2 separate regions of the Homo sapiens genome follow, and region 2 is linked to region 1. Evidence: chromatin loops called from intact Hi-C (ENCODE). Cell type or tissue: mesothelial cell of epicardium. All regions are shown on one strand.

Region 1 (8,000 bases):
AATGCAAATAACAAAGAAAAAATTCTTTTCTTGGTCATATTCCAAGAGTTTCCACCCGGAGGAGACTCAGTTTTGGAGTTAACACTTTGGTGAGCCTGTTTGGAGTCTCCAGGGTTACAGGTTGGCTGGCACCTGAGATAGATTTCAAGGAATGAGGGAGAGCTCTACTATCTGCTTAGGAGGGGAGAGATTTGAGACTTCACATGGGAAGGATGGTCAGCGGGAGATCTAAAGGCTGGTAACTGAGAAGAAAGGTTGAGAAAAATTTATGGCGATTTTTGGAGTTAAATACCATATGTCATGCAATGCAAGCTCTCCCTTAATGTCCTCTGCAAAATCATTGGTAAATTTGCATTGCTCACTCATGCTTCATAGAGAAGAGTTTCTGTTGGGAAAAACTAAAAAGTACTGAATTAAGGTTTGTGTAAACTGAAAGAAGCTGTCTGCAGAAGAAATTACATATAATATGAAAAAATATTATAATAATATGATTTTCAAGCTGGAGAATCTCTTCCTTATCTAAGATGCCACACTTCTTATAATTTACATGAATAGAACATCAGTTTAGATGTCCTAAGAATAAATACTTACAGTATGTTAAAGGGAATGGTCATACTTAGTGTGTACCTCTCTGGGTTTGTTAGGGAGCAAGGACTTGAAGACAGAAATATATAAGCCTGATGCCTGAAGTACCTGAAACCTCTGGAATTGTAAATTACATAAACCAATGATTTCCATTTAAGTTGGTTTGGTTTGAATTTCCATCACATGCAGTGAAAACTCTCTTGCCTTTGATGCAGACAGTAATTCTAGTTATCATCAGAAGTAGTCAGAAAAGGAAGACTCATGGGGATGAGAGACTGAGAATAAGGAAGGAACCTGGTAACCATGGCGATTTGCCATCCTGTCTGCCTGGTCTGATCAGTATCCAAGTTCTAGCTTCAGCACTAGGCTGGGCGCCTGAAGAATTCCAAGGACTTCTTTATGTGAGAAACATTCTATCAAACCTTACCTGTGCCTTGGATATTGACGAGTGCTATGATTTGGATGTCCCCTCTAAAATTCATGTTAAAAGTTTAATTGCCATTGTAACAGGATTAAGAGGTGGCATGTTTAAGAGGTGATTAGGGCTTGAGGGCTCTGCCTTCATGAATGGTTTAGTGTCATTATCTCAGGAGTGGGTTAATTATTTCATGTGTGAGCTTTTGATAAAAAGGTGAAGTTCCGACTCCCATCCTCTCTGTCCCGCATTCTCTCTTGCCCTTCACTATGTTATGATTCCGCAAGAAGGCCCTCAGGAGAGGCTGACACCATCCTCTTGGACTTCCCAGTTTCCAGAACCGTAAGCCAAATAATCTTCTATTCTTTTTAAATTACTCTGTCTGTGGTATTCTGTTATAGCAGCAGAAAATGGTCTAAGACAAGGAGCTGGCCAGCTGCAGACTTGATCACAGAGGATGGATCACTGAGGGTAACTGGGATAAGAAGTAATGCATAATGGTGCACAATGAAGCAAAAAGGTCATTTCTGGTCTAAAGGTCTGTCTTACCTCTGAACTAGCCTTGACCCTCTTCCTTGACCATACTTCAGCCAGTTTTTCCAACTTGACTATGTACACTTCCTATTCATGACCCTGGCTGAAGCCATCTCCTTCATCCTTGACCCTGCTAACCCAGTCATTACCCCATACCTCCCTGGGGATTGCCTGAATCTATCTCCCACTGGGCTGACCATGCCCAACTCTCTAGCTATGTTTGCAGTTGTAAGTTTGGACTCCTGCCATCTGTTCCCTTTTTCACACAGGCCCTCAGTGGCCAGACCAACATAATGTTCTATCCATTATGTTTTAACAAGGCATTAACTTTGACTCTTTGGGGCCTGTGATTTACTACTGTGAGAGTTTTATTTGGAGGCTTGTGGGCGGTAATAACTGAACATGGTAGTTTAGAGGAAAGAGCAGTGAGAAGACACAGCTTCGAGACAGAAGGAATAAAAATTAAAGATTATTAATAATCTTATTGATTGCTTAATAATTTTGATCTTCACTTTCTTTCCATTTAAAAAAAAAAACTCTCTTGTGCTGTCTTCCATCTCCTAAAATTAGAGGAAGAATTCTAGTCATGATTCCCCAGGGGTTTGCGGTGAGCTACCGTGATGGTTTCTAACCTTTGACATCTGGGTATATCAAGGCCTGAGTCAGGGGAGGTCAACTGAACAGCAGAATACCAAGTTAATACTAAAATTTGTCTTGACTCCCACATTCTTCTATATTTTCTATAGCTCTCTCAATGTGGCTTTCACTTCAATCCTCCAAAATAAATAGCTCCTGTCAAGGTCACTAAATGAAGTCCACTTTTTAAAAACCAGTGGGAAATTTTCAGGTCGCTTACTTATCACAAGTGATTGCACAGCAGATCCTCCCTCCTCACTTGGCTTCCAGGGCACCATACTGTCTGGTTTTCTCCCTGGTAAGTTGATGCTTCTTACCAGTCTTTCTTCTGATTTCTCGTCTTTCCTATTCTTTTAATATTGGAGTGGCCCAGGGCTAAATCACTGGACCTCTTCTATACTCAGTGTGTTGGTGATCTCTCATGTAATCTCAGGGCCTTAAGTACCATCTATTTGCAGATGCTTCCCAAATCAATATCTCTGAGCTGATCTTCTCTCTTTAATTCCCAGGTGATATATACAACTTCCTACTTGATGGCTCTACTTGGATGTCTAATTTGCATCTTAACTCTAACATCTCACAAACTGAATTCTAGATCTTCCTCTTTAAACCTTCAACCTCCTCCTCACATAGGCTTCCCCATCTCAGTGAATGGCAACACAAGCTGTCTAGTTGCTCACACCAAAAACTTTGACATAATTCTTGTTTTTTAATTTAATTTAATTTAGTTTAATTTATTTATTTTTATTTTTTGGAGACAGAGTCTCAGTCTGTTGCCCAGGCTGGAGTGCAGAGGCATGATCTCAGCTCACTACAGAACTGTCTCCTGGGTTCAAGAGATTCTCCTGACTCAGCATTCCAAGTACCTGAGATTACAGGTGTCTGCCACCATGCCCAGCTAATTTTTGTATTTTTAGTAGAGAGGGGGCTTCACCATTTTGGCCAGGCTGGCCTTGAACTCCTGACCTCAAGTGATCCACCTGCCTCGGTGTGAGCCACAGCACCTGGCCTGACGTCATCCTTGAATTCTGATTTTTTTTTTTTTGGTGATGGAGTCTCACTCTGTTCTCCAGGCTAGAGTGCAGTGACATGATCTTGGCTCACTGCAACCTCCGCCTCCTGGGTTCGTGTCATTCTCCTGCCTCAGTCTCCCGAGTAGCTGGGACTACAGGCAGCTGCCACCACGACCGGCTAATTTTTTTTGTATTTTTAGTAGAGACGGGGTTTCATCACGTTAGCCAGGATGGTCTCGATCTCCTGACCTCATGATCCGCCCGCCTCAGCCTCCCAAAGTGCTGGGATTACAGGCGTGGGTCACCGTGCCTGGCCCATCCTTGAATATTTTTTCTCGAATACCTCCCATCCACTCCACCAGCAAATCCTTTTGGTCTAACTTCAGCTTATACTCCACCCACACAACCCTATCATCAGAATCCTGTGTCTGAAATAGCCTCCTACTGGTCCCATTTCTATCCCTGCTCCCCTAAAGTTTATTCTGAACATAGCAGCTAGAAAGATTCCTTTGGGGGAAAAAAAAAAAGTGAGATTACGTTTTTTCTCCACTCATAAATATCTAATGTCTTTCAGTGTCTTCCAGAGTAAAAGCCAACAGCCTTATGAAGGACTATGAGTCCTATGCAATGTGCCCTTTTTAATTCCTCTGACCTCATCCTCTCTCCTCTCCCTTCAGCATACCTCCTCTTTGTGACCTTTGCCCTTGCTGTTGCCTGGGCCTGGAACACCTTCCCACACTCCCTTGCCCTCTCTCTATCTGGGCTTCAATATCACCTTCTCAGTAGAGCCTTCTCTGACTACCAAATCCCACACCCCTTCCCCGTCTCTGTTTTGTATTTCTGCATACTTATCACCCTCTGACACATTCCATGTTTTGTTTGTTAGCATTCTGTCTTTCTCTAGTTAATCTTATGCTCCACCAGGGCATACAATTTTGTTTCGTTTACTTCTGTTCTCCACCTAAAACAGTGCCTGGCACATCAGAAGTACTCTATAGATATTGACTGAGTGAATAAATGACAAAAAATAAATTAATATTTCTACTCTTACTATGTAATCTCCCCTACCTCCCACAGAAAGAAAATTAGTAATAAACACTATCTGCTAGAGGCAGTGTTAAAGACACGGCTCTTTCCCTACTCATATGTATGCAGCAGAGTTTTATCATACATATTTCAAGACATTTAAGTATTAAAAATAAAGTTGATGCAGAAAAAATTTATGAATATAGTTTCTGGAAAATTAAATGTAAACAAAAAGTTTTAAAATATATAATTGTAAAAGATTTGGGGGGAAATTACATTTGGAGGATATGAAAGTCAAAGTAAACATTTTAAAATTATAAATAGGTAGGTATAAACTTAGTTTTAAAATCTGACACCAGATGACAAATTTTTATTCTTGTTATTGACCTGTTATGAAATATTTTAGATTACAGATAACCTAATAATTTCAAGGCTAGAGAGACTTTAGCCTAGCCAAGAAACAGTTTTTCTCATCCACATAACGCCAAATGGGAAACTTCTGAGATAATTACAATGACATTTAGCAGTATCTGACCAACTTTAGAAACACACAATGAGAGTCTGCCACTCACCGTTGTTCTGCTGAAACATTAATTTATATAAGCAATGGCACTGAACAAAGGGAAAGGTCATTATTTAAATGACAAAATTTCAATAAAATATCACTTTAATCAGAGGATAAATGAAACCTTACTTTATTATATTTAAATTCACTTAAGGAATGTATTTTACCAACAATTTATCTATAAATCAATTAAATCATTGAGATTTTCAAATATGATTTTGGAAAATATATGTAGAGATTTTTTTTCTTTTTCTTTTTCTTTTTTTTTTTTTTTTGAGACGGAGCTTCGCTCTTGTTGCCCAGGCTGGAGTGCAGTGGCGCCATCTCGGCTCACCGCAACCTCTGCCTCCTGGGTTCAAGTGATTCTCCTACCTCAGCCTCCCAAGTAGCTGGGATTACAGGCGCCTACCACCACGCCCAGCTAAGTTTTGTATTTTTAGTAGAGACGAGGTTTCACCATGTTGGCCAGGCTGGTCTCAAACTCCTGACCTCATGATCCACCTGTCTCGGCCTCCCAAAGTGCTGGGATTACAGGTATGAGCCACCGCACCCAGCCCGAGATTTTTTTTTCTTTCGCCAAAATAATATTTCAGGCTATCCTCAAAAGACTAGTTTCAATAATTTGAGATTGATGCTGAGAATTCCAGAGGTGCAGATGGGTCAATATAGATTTAGGTTTGCTAGTGATGAGTAGGAACACCTAGGGGAAAATGTCAGATAAACCAGGGGAAGCATACACCAATATCCTGCTTACCTTGTTACTGTGCCTGACTTCTCTCTATTTACCTATTTACTTCCTCTGTGTCAACCTTGGCCTACTCTCCTCTCACCTTCTTCTTCCCTAACCCACTAGAATCATATCCTATCAGAAACACTCTTAATTAAACAGACACACAGCATTTTATACATACACAAACACTTCCACACACCCTCTTGCACACACAAGGGCACACATACAGACACACAGGAGCACACATACACATATCCCATCGTATTCTCATATATATCAGACTTTATACTACATTTAAATATGGTGCATCTGTAAACACAGGTACCAATAAACTTGTTTATAGACCCTAACACAAAAGCTGAAAAATGAAATATTAAGCCAACACAGGACTTTTATTTGTATACAATTTATTGATACCAAGTCATTGAAGAAATGTTACTACAATAATGAAAATAAAGTGATACTACAATTTGCTTTAGAATGTTCTTGTGAAAATTATTTATTCTTTAGTGTTCAAGTTTCCTTTATTTTAGTAATTTGGTTAATAACATTTGGTTTGTTTTTTGTTTGTTTGTTTTTGTTTTTATTTTGTTTTCTTTTGAGGCAGAGTCTCGTCTCGCTCTGTCGCCCCGGCTGAAGTGCAGTGGCACAATATCGGCTCACTACAAGCTCCGCCTCCCGGGTTCATGTCATTCTCCTGCCTCAGCCTCCCGAGTAGCCGGGACTACAGGCGCCTGCAACCACGCCTGGCTAATTTTTTTTGTATTTTTAGTAGAGATGGGGTTTCACCGTGTTAGCCAGGATGGTCTCGATCTCCTGACCTCGTGATCTGTCCGCCTCGGCCTCCCAAAGTGCTGGGATTACAGGCGTGAGCCACTGCGCCCGGCCAATAGTATTTGTTTTCACCTCATTTCCTGTGATTGTTTCCCCTCCCTCTTGGAAGGTGTAGAAATTGATGTCTTATTGGATCTATTTATAAGTACGTTGGGAGCATTTTAGCATATAATTTGTAAAAGAAGGGGGAGAATGGGGAGAGGGGTTACATAAAAGAGTGTGTTTGTTTTTCTAGGGTAATGTAAAGGGTAGGTTCTAAGCTCAGTGGGAGTTGAAGTTGGTTCCAGTGTCTTTGGGATTGTGCTATGAGAACTATACTCAGAAGGAGCGTCCTTATCCAAGTTTCCAAAGTTCTAGAACTGTCCTTAACACATGAACCAGTTTATGTGTAGCTGAAGTGGATTGTGTATATTCCCTTTTCTCATCTAAATGCTTTATGTTACTTTGAAACAAGCTTTAGAGTGTTTTGCACACAGTCAACAATCTTTAGAGACTTTAAAACATATTTTTAGAGGAAGCATAATGAAATAGTCATCAAAATTCTTTATGCCTCTGCAAATAGTTGAATTCAGAGGGTTAAGCAGCTCAGCCAGAAAGTGCCGCTATGATGTGGATGAAACAAAATGAAAGCAAACTTTATTCAATGAGAAAATTAGCACCAAAGAAATATTATAAATGCTTACTAGATAAGTATTTACGCTATGAGTCATGACCCATGGTTAGTGAAGTATTCCTCTTCAGCTTTCAGTAACCATGAAGGTAATTTTTATAAAAGTAGTTTTTACCCTACCCATAGTGATAGCTGGAAAAGATAAACTCCTACACAAAGTAGTGGGGGCGGGTATCGGAGGAGGAGGTTACGATCTGTGTGGGAAGCTGTAGGTTGTTGGGGACGCTTTATAGTTCCAGATGGCTCCTACTCATTCAGCATTAGCAATTCCCCGCTTCTTTTTCGTTGCTTAATTGGTCTGTTCTCTCTCTCTCTCTAATCCAATACATAATTTCAAAAAACAGCTTACAGTTCTTATTAAAACGCTTGAGTTTGTATCAAATTGCATCAGCACATGGAATGAATTATTAAGATCTATTCACACACATTTTATTATTCAAGCTGTGTGTTCCTGTAAATACCTTATTGACTTGTTCCATTTTAAAATAAAGATGCTGTGTCATTCAATATACTAAATTCAGCATTTCATTTGAAATTATCCAAAGCCTTAGGTAATACTGTTCACAGCTTATTCCAAGGAAATAATTTCTATCTTTCGTGGTTTGATTTAAGATTGTGGCTCAAAATTACCTTAGTGGAGAATGTTGTCCCCCACAGAAGCATTTACCAAACAGGGATTGCTGCTCTGAATTTCTATGTCTCTTAAAACTGACTGAATTAATTTTCAGATCTTAATAACAATTTTAACTAGTTTTTATCAAAAAACAAAGAATCTCAAACTTTCAACATCATACATGTATTTATACAAATACATTTCTATGTACTATAAGTATCTATGTCTTATATATACTCTGTGTGTGTGCACAAACACACACACTCGTATATAGAAAAGTAAATGAAATGAAAAAAATAAAACAGAAGTCACAGCAGCAGCACACTACAGTTTCACAACCATTCTCAGGTATTTTTACAAGTTCACCTCACCTGAAGAG
Region 2 (8,000 bases), 180 kb before region 1:
GTGATCTAGCTATAATTACATTTGAAGCCATAGCTCTGAACACATTCAGCACGGAGTTAGTTGGTAGTAGATAGAGAAGATAAAGGAAGTGCTGCCTATCCCTAGAGTACTTCAACATCAAGAGTTAAGAAAAGAGGTGCTCACAGAAGTGTGGTAGAAAGAGCAGCAAGTTATGTGGAAGAAGAACCAAGGAAAATAGTGATGTCGCTGAAGCTTTAAGGAAGTATGTCAGGCAGTTCACAATTGCAATAATATGGAATCAACCTAAGTGGCCATTAACCAATGAATGGATAAAGAAAATGTGGTATATTTATACCATGGAATACTACTCATCCATAAAAAAGAATGAAATAATGTCATTTGCAGCAACTTGGATGGAACTGAAGGCCATTGTTCTAAGTGAACTAACTCAGAAATAGAAAACCAAATACCCCATATTCTTACTTATAAGTAGGAGCTAAGCTATGGGTATGCAAAGGCATACAGAGTGGTATAATGGACATTGGAGCTCAGAAGTGGGGAGGGTGGGAAGGGAATGAGGGATAAAACGTTACCTACTGGGTACAATGTACGCTGTTCAGGTGACATGTACATTAAAAACCCAGACTTCACCATTATGCAACTCATCCATGTAACTGAAATCTACTTGTATCCCTAAAGCTATTAAAATAAAAAAAAGAAAGTTTGTCAAGGAGAGAGTATCAGCTTTATCAAATCCTGCCAAAACGTCAAGTGAGAGGAGGACCAAGACTCAGTGATTAGATTTGCTGACGCAGAGACACTTCATGATCTTGTCAAGGATGGTTTCAGTAGAGAGGCAAAAAAGAATTTTAAGAGACTTCTCAAAGTCATCCAGTGAAGAGTTGCAGGGCTTGAATGGACAGGAAAACTTAAACACTGTCCACTTCTGTAGGTTCCATTCTACTTTTCTACTAAGCAGCATTAAAAGGGATGCACTCAAGTGGAACTGGGATAAGAGCTGCTTATCTAGCTTATTGATAAAATAGTAATTATTATTGTTGATTATAGCTCTCATTTATGCAATGTTTACTGTATGCTAGGCCCTGTACTGAATGATGTAAAAATTCATATATGTAATTTTATCTTTCCTTCAACTTTGAAAAGTAGGCTTTTATTCCCATTTTATAGATGAGATGAAATCATCTTTGGGGCTTAATGCTTTATGATAGTTAGAACTTCTAACATAACATGATTCTCTGTCTAAGATCTAAGGCATTTTTCATTACTTTTGGTTAAGGAATTGCTATATCACATTTTGTTGGAGAGATAGAGATGCATTCTTTGCTATTATTTCATTTTCACATGGGATTTCTATAACTCCAGAGCAAAACTAATGAAGGCATGAAATATTTACTGCACTACTTGGCAGGTGATAAAACTGGCAGGATACCAAAACCCAGAAGGAGAGAATAATGTTATCATACATAATAATTATACATAATAATAAAATATCATACATAATAATAATAATATCATACATAATAATTATTAGGTACCAGGCATCATGCTGAATGTTTTATGTGCATGAATTAATATAACCCACATTCAATGAGGCTCAGAGGTTCAACTGATTTCACTAAGGACCCATATCTAACAAAAGTCAAAACTAAGATTTGGTCTATATCTTGGTCTAGTTCTAAAACCTCCCCCTTTACCACAAATTACATTTTAAACACCCTACACATTTGGATGCTGATTGTTACCATGAGAAGAGGGGACTAAATTGGAGAAGGGGCCTACAATATATCTGGTCTTATCCTACCTTCCTAGCTTTTAGTTTATGCCCCTTTATAAGTACACTTTATTTTAGATAAATTGCTTGGGTTTTCCTGCCTATTAAGATTTTGCTCATCATCATTATCTTTAATTCTCTCTGTCCTTGAAAGACCAGTTCAAATGCTAACTCCTTTATGTAGTCTTCCTTGACCTCCTCAGTGCTGCCTCTATAGCCTATGGATCTCTTATAGAAATTATTTCTAAGTGTCTTGTTTTGGGATTATATCCCTAATTTTAAAAAGCTCTTGTATGTTAGTATGTTCTTTACAGGTGAAGGCTATTTCTTCTTGATCTTTGTATATTTTTAACAACAATAGTTTTCATTTAAGTGGTATGCAATTTGTGGACTTCATTACTATTTCAAAAAAATTCTGAATCTATTATAAATTGTAAGTAATAATCTTGCTGTAACAGGTATCTTTCTTATGGGGTTACCTAAAGAGTCAGGTCTTTTAAGAACAAATTATACCAATGATTCTCAAATTCTAATGTGACTAGAAATCAATTGTGGATCATGTTAAAATGTAGATTCTGATTCTATAGTACTTGAGTTTCTATAATTGTAACAAACTCCCAGGTGATGTCAATGCTGCTGATTTATCAATCACAGTTTGAGTAAGAAGGTATTTCAGTTATAATGAAGAAAAATAAACTACTGTTAACAATTAAAGAAACTGCATCTATAATACCTACCTGGCTAATACTCTACTTTTGAGAGGCTAACCATATTGCCTTCTGTTCTCTAGGCAAGACAGTCTCTCAACCTTTACCTAGATAAGGAAAAATAACAGATTATCTTTAATCCACTCAGTAGATGTTCAGTTGCTACCTGCAGGACTTTAGTAGAGAGAAAAATTATTTCTCCACTTACTTGGTACCATTTGATTGCTGGGTGCACTGCATTTTCATCTTTGGAATAAGAACAATTAATTTAGTTTGGAAAATTCTTAAAACCTTGGGTTAAGTTTGCTAATAAAGTTTTGTGGGCAAAAAGAATTTGAAAATTTAAAATGTATATAGTGTTCAGTAATATCTACTAGGTATTATATGTTTCTCAATTTTAATTTTGGAAAAAGAACAATTAAAATGTTTAAAGTGTATTTGGGCATTAAAATGCTTTTAAGACCATGCTGTTTTTCAGGCAGGGCATCCGGACAAGTAACAGCCTTTCCCAGGATCATCTGTGGATGATATCTTTTCCTTCTTATTTCCATGCTAGTGATTGACCAAGACTTGGAAAGCATTTTGGTGTCACTTGATGGAATGAGATAATATGTCCATTCACTGAACAAAAACCTAGACAACCTTTGGTGAAAGTCTCTTCTACTCTTACGTCCATTTAAATTTTTTCCTATTACCTCTAAGAAAACCTTAACCTTAGGGGGCATCAAAACCAAAGATAGCCTGGAAATTCTGCATATACTTTTGCATAGTCTTCAAATATAAAGCTTTTTAATATATTAGAATATTTAAGGTAGCACTTAAATATAAAATATAACACATTTTTAAAGACATATGGAATTGCAAATCCTCTATCTCAGATTTGTAACTATGAGGATTCAATTTTAAGACAAGATAGATAGGACAATGGTAGCTGCCTAAATTTGAATCTTTCCAACTATCTATCCTATCATTTATCTATCCATCCATCCATCCATCTATATATGTATGTATATTCTCTCTCTCTACCTATATATCTATGGCAAGAGAAATGGCCTATTGCTACATAACTAAGCCATTTGTAGCATAACTGATAAATAAATTCTATAAACTTCAATTTATTTTTGAGAGTGGAAGTAATCATCCAAGAATAGTATAGTCGGCTGTGGAGCTGAGGATTGAGTGAAGTCAAGTAGGAATGACACAAAAGGGAGGAGAACACAGGTACAATGGGGTCATAGCAGCAGCGGAAGACAGATAACATCAGTTAGGGTTCACCTACAGAGTCTACTTCAAGTTGGAAAAAGAATACTGGAAACAGATCTGAGCCCTGGTAGGACTTGGCAAGGGCTACAAAAAATAAAAAGCTTATAAAGTATATGGAACTAGAGACTAGATGCATCAGTCTGGAGAAACATGATAGATTGTTTCCAAAGGTAACTATAACAACTCTCCCATCACTCATGTCTTTTTTTTTTTTTTTTTGTAATGTGACTTTGAAACTCCCCCCATTAGGAAGTAGAGTCTTGAATCTGGGTTTGCATTGTGACTTGCTTTGAACAAATGAATGTTGTAGTGAGACTATATAACTTTTGAAGCTAGATCTTAGAAGACTGTACAGCTTGCATCTGTGCCCTGTTGGAGTTCTGAGCACCCTGTAAAGAAATCCAGCTCTCCTGTCGGAGATTGCATTAAGACAAAAATGACCTTCAGTTAGAAATCACGAGAGGAGGCCGGGTGCGGTGGCTCACGCCTGTAATCCCAGCACTTTGGGAGGCCAGGTGGGCGGATCACGAGGTCAGGAGATGGAGACCATCCTGGCAAACACGGCGAAACCCCCGTCTCTGCTAAAAATACAAAAAAATTAGCCGGTAGTGGTAGGGGAGCGCCTGTAGTCCCAGCCACTCGGGAGGCTGAGGCAGGAGAATGGCGTGAACCCAGGAGGCGGACTTTGCAGTGAGCCGAGATTGTGCCGCTGCACTCCAGCCTGGGCGACAAAGCGAGACTCCGTGTTGGGAAAAAAAAGAAAAGAAAAAATCATGAGAGTAGAGGAGAGTTAGAAAGTCTTTATCCTGTGGGATAAAGTCCCACAGGAGAAAGAGGCCCTGGCATTCCAGCCATCCCAGCTAAGGAGTCAAAGCCATCTTGGATCTTCCAGCCCAAATTGCACTGTACGGATAGGCCCAGTGGACACCATGAGAAACAGAGGCAAGTTGCCCCAAAAGAGCCATGCCCAGATATCACAGAAAATCATAAACAAAGAAACTATTATTTTTAATCATTAAATTTTGGGGTTGTTTGTTTGCAGCAATAGGCAACTATTACGGGAAGATATTGTTTCTGGGATAAGTAGGCTTCTCAGAAACAGAAAGTTTCCTTGAATGTTTGATGATGAAGAGAAAAAAAGAAGAAAGTGATTAAGATGAAATATTCTACCAAAACAAGATAGAATCAAAACTAAGAAAAATGCAGAACAACAACAAAAAAGAGCTATTTGTTAAAGAAACTGCACTTCGCTGTAGCAACATTAGAGGGCACTCTTGAAATAGAAAAACTGAGTTAATCACCTAAACTCCTCCCTTGCTATTCTGGTCCGTATAGTCGCTACACAAACATGAACAAAATCAAGCAAACAAACAAACAAAATACCACTCAAGTACCCACTATAATTTCCGATAATTATGAAGCAGAAAATAATTACCAAAACATTTTGGTAAAGTGAGAGATAGATAAATAAAGAGAAGAAAAGCAAGAAGCAGAGCAACACTGCAACATAAATAAATTTAAATTTCGTTTAATGTTATTGAACAAGCAATTGCTGATATAAAAGAACAGAAAAATAATAAATTCAAAGGCCAGAAATAGAAATGTAAAAACAAGGTATGAACACATGCTGACAAAACTCAGGAAAGAAATTTAGAAAGACAAAAACATCTAAGAAATAAGCACTTAATTACAAGTGCCCAAGGGAGAAAAGATATGACGAAAAGAATGGCAAAGAACAGAAGATGGGGAGAAAAAAAATTTAAAGATGAAGGCAAGAGAAGGAAATAAAGAGCATATAAATTGTGAAGAAGGGAATCAAATTGCCCGTGTTTGCAGATGACATGATCTTATATGTAGAAAAGCCTAAAGACTAACAAAAAACATTTAAAACTGATAAACAAATTAAGTAAAGTTGTAATGTACAAAATCAGTGATGTTTCTATATACCAATAATAAACTAAATGAAAAATAAATCAAGAAAGCAATTCAATTTATAATAGCTGTAAAAAAAATAAATAGCTAGGAATAAATTTAACCAAGGAGGTGAAACATCTCTACAATGAAAACTACAAAACACTGTTAAAAGAATTTGAAAAGGACACAAAAAAAATAAAGACATACCATATTCACAGATTGGAAGAATTAATATTGTTAAGATGACCATATTACCCAAAGCAATTTACAGATTAAATGTAATCACTATCAAAATACCAATGACATTGTTCACAAAAATAGAAAAACAATTCTAAAATTTGTATGTAACCACAAAAGACTCTGAATAGCCGAAGCAATCATGAACAAAAAAAACAAAGCTGGCAGCATCATACCACTTGACTTTAAAATGAACTAGAAAGCTATATTAATTAAATAGCAGGATGCTGTTGTAAAAACAGACATATAAACCATTGGGAGAGAATAGAAAAGACAGAAATAAATCCATACATTTACAACCAACTGATTTTCAAGAAAGCTACCAAGAATGTACATTGGAGAAAAGACAGTCCCTTCCATAAATGATGCTGGAAAAACTGGATATCCACATTCAGAAGAATGAAATCAGATCCATCTTTCTCACCATATACAAAAATCAACTCAAAAGACTTAAATGTAAGACTGGAAATTATAAAATTAAGGGAAAGTATAGTGGAAATGCTTCAGGACAAAGGCCAGGAAAAAAAAATAACAACTTACGAATAAGAGCTCAAAACACAAGCAACAAACCAAAAAAAAAAAAAAAAAAAAAAAAAAAAAAAAAGACAGATGGAATTATATCAAACTAAAATGCTTCTGCACAGCAAAGGAAATAATCAAAAGAGGGAAGAGGCAACCTGAAGAATGGGAGAAAATATTTGCAAGCTATTTATTGACAAGAAATTAATAGCCAGAATATACAAGGAAGTAAAATAATAGCAAAAATAAAAGAAAAAGAAAAAAAGAAAAATCCAATTTAAAAACTGGGCAAATGAGTGAAGTAGACATTTTCCAGAAGACATACAAATGTCTAACAGGTATATGAAAATTTTCAACATCACTAATCACTAGGGAAATGCAAATAAAAGCCAAAATGAGATCACCTCACCCCAGTTAGAATAGCTATTATCAAAAAGACAAAAAATAAAAAATAAAATAACAAATGCTGGTGAAGATGCAGAGAAAACAGGATACTTATACACTGTTGGTGGGAATGTAACTTAGTACAGACACCATGGAAAACAGTATAAAGATTCCTCAAAAAACTAAAAATAAAACTACCATATGATCCATTAATCCCAGTACTGGATATACATTTAAAGGAAAGGAGATCAGTGTATTGAAGCAATATCTTCACTCCTATTTAGTGCAGCATTATTCACAGTAGCAAAAATATGAAATCAACCTAAGTATTCATTAACAGACAGATTTATATAAAAAAATACGGTATAGAGAGTATGGCAGATGGAAGGCAGGACTAGATTGCAGCTCCCACTCAGATGGACAGAGCAGCATGTGGAGGCTTGCATTGTGAACTTTTGCTCCAGAATGACTGTAGGAATAAATCAGGAAAACAGAGAAAACCCACAGACCCTCTGAAGAAAGCAGATTGCTCCTATAGGACCCGGGAGACACTCCAAATATGGTGAGCGTCCAAAGTGTGGAAATGAGAAAGGGGGACCATCTGCCTCCAAACACACATTCTCACTGGGGAACCTGAAGGTCTAGATCATGGGAGAAGATTCTGACCTTACCTGGAGCTGAGTCAGTTTAGAGAACTGAGTAAAATACAGACGTAGAAGAAGCAGCGGGAAAAGCCCCGTAGGCTTGCTGGCAAGCCATTTCTCCCTTGCTTCACAGTGGTCCTTCGGGTGGGCTGCCTGAGGTACTGGGAAAAGGTGACAGGAAAAGAAACCTCCAGCTGAACTGTAACAACTTGAACAGATCAAGAAGTATCCTGGCCAGAACTCGAGGGAGGAAGTGAATCCGGTGTGTAGACTCCACAAGTGAGGGAAGCATGAAAGCCCTACTTACTTTTGCAGATGAGAGGCAGGTAGCCTTGGGCAAGTTCTCAGCTCTGCTCCCCGACTGCCTAAAGACTCAGTACTGTTGGGGGTGACACAGTAAGAGTGAGACCAGCCCTCTGGGTTGTGTGGGAGCTGGGTGATGCCTGTAACTGGTGGCTTTTCCCCACTTCTCTGACAACCTGCATGACACAGCAAAGGCAGCCATAATTCTCTGAGGAACATAACTCCATTGACCTGGGAACCTCACGCCCAACCCCCACAGCAGTCACAGCAAGACCC

The links. Peaks named below come from ENCODE experiments on the same cell type or tissue, not always from the same donor. Only the 100,000 strongest peaks of a DNase experiment are listed, where the experiment ranks them.
Region 2: it touches region 1 in a loop (32-fold over the local background); 4 of 110 quality-filtered maps call a loop at or near these places.

What each region holds. Positions count from the first base shown.
Region 1 is chr4:121,242,773-121,250,772 of GRCh38, reverse strand. No RefSeq gene overlaps it. Among named protein-coding and RNA genes, the nearest start is that of TNIP3, 82 kb to the right of the region's middle. In mesothelial cell of epicardium, no CTCF peak of the experiment used is centred here; no DNase peak of the experiment used is centred here.
Region 2 is chr4:121,418,790-121,426,789 of GRCh38, reverse strand. The region is part of intron 1 of LOC107986309 (a long non-coding RNA gene); the gene reads right to left. Among named protein-coding and RNA genes, the nearest start is that of QRFPR, 42 kb to the right of the region's middle. RefSeq lists an enhancer at 7,503-8,000. In mesothelial cell of epicardium, CTCF peaks have their summits at 4,789 and 4,991; no DNase peak of the experiment used is centred here.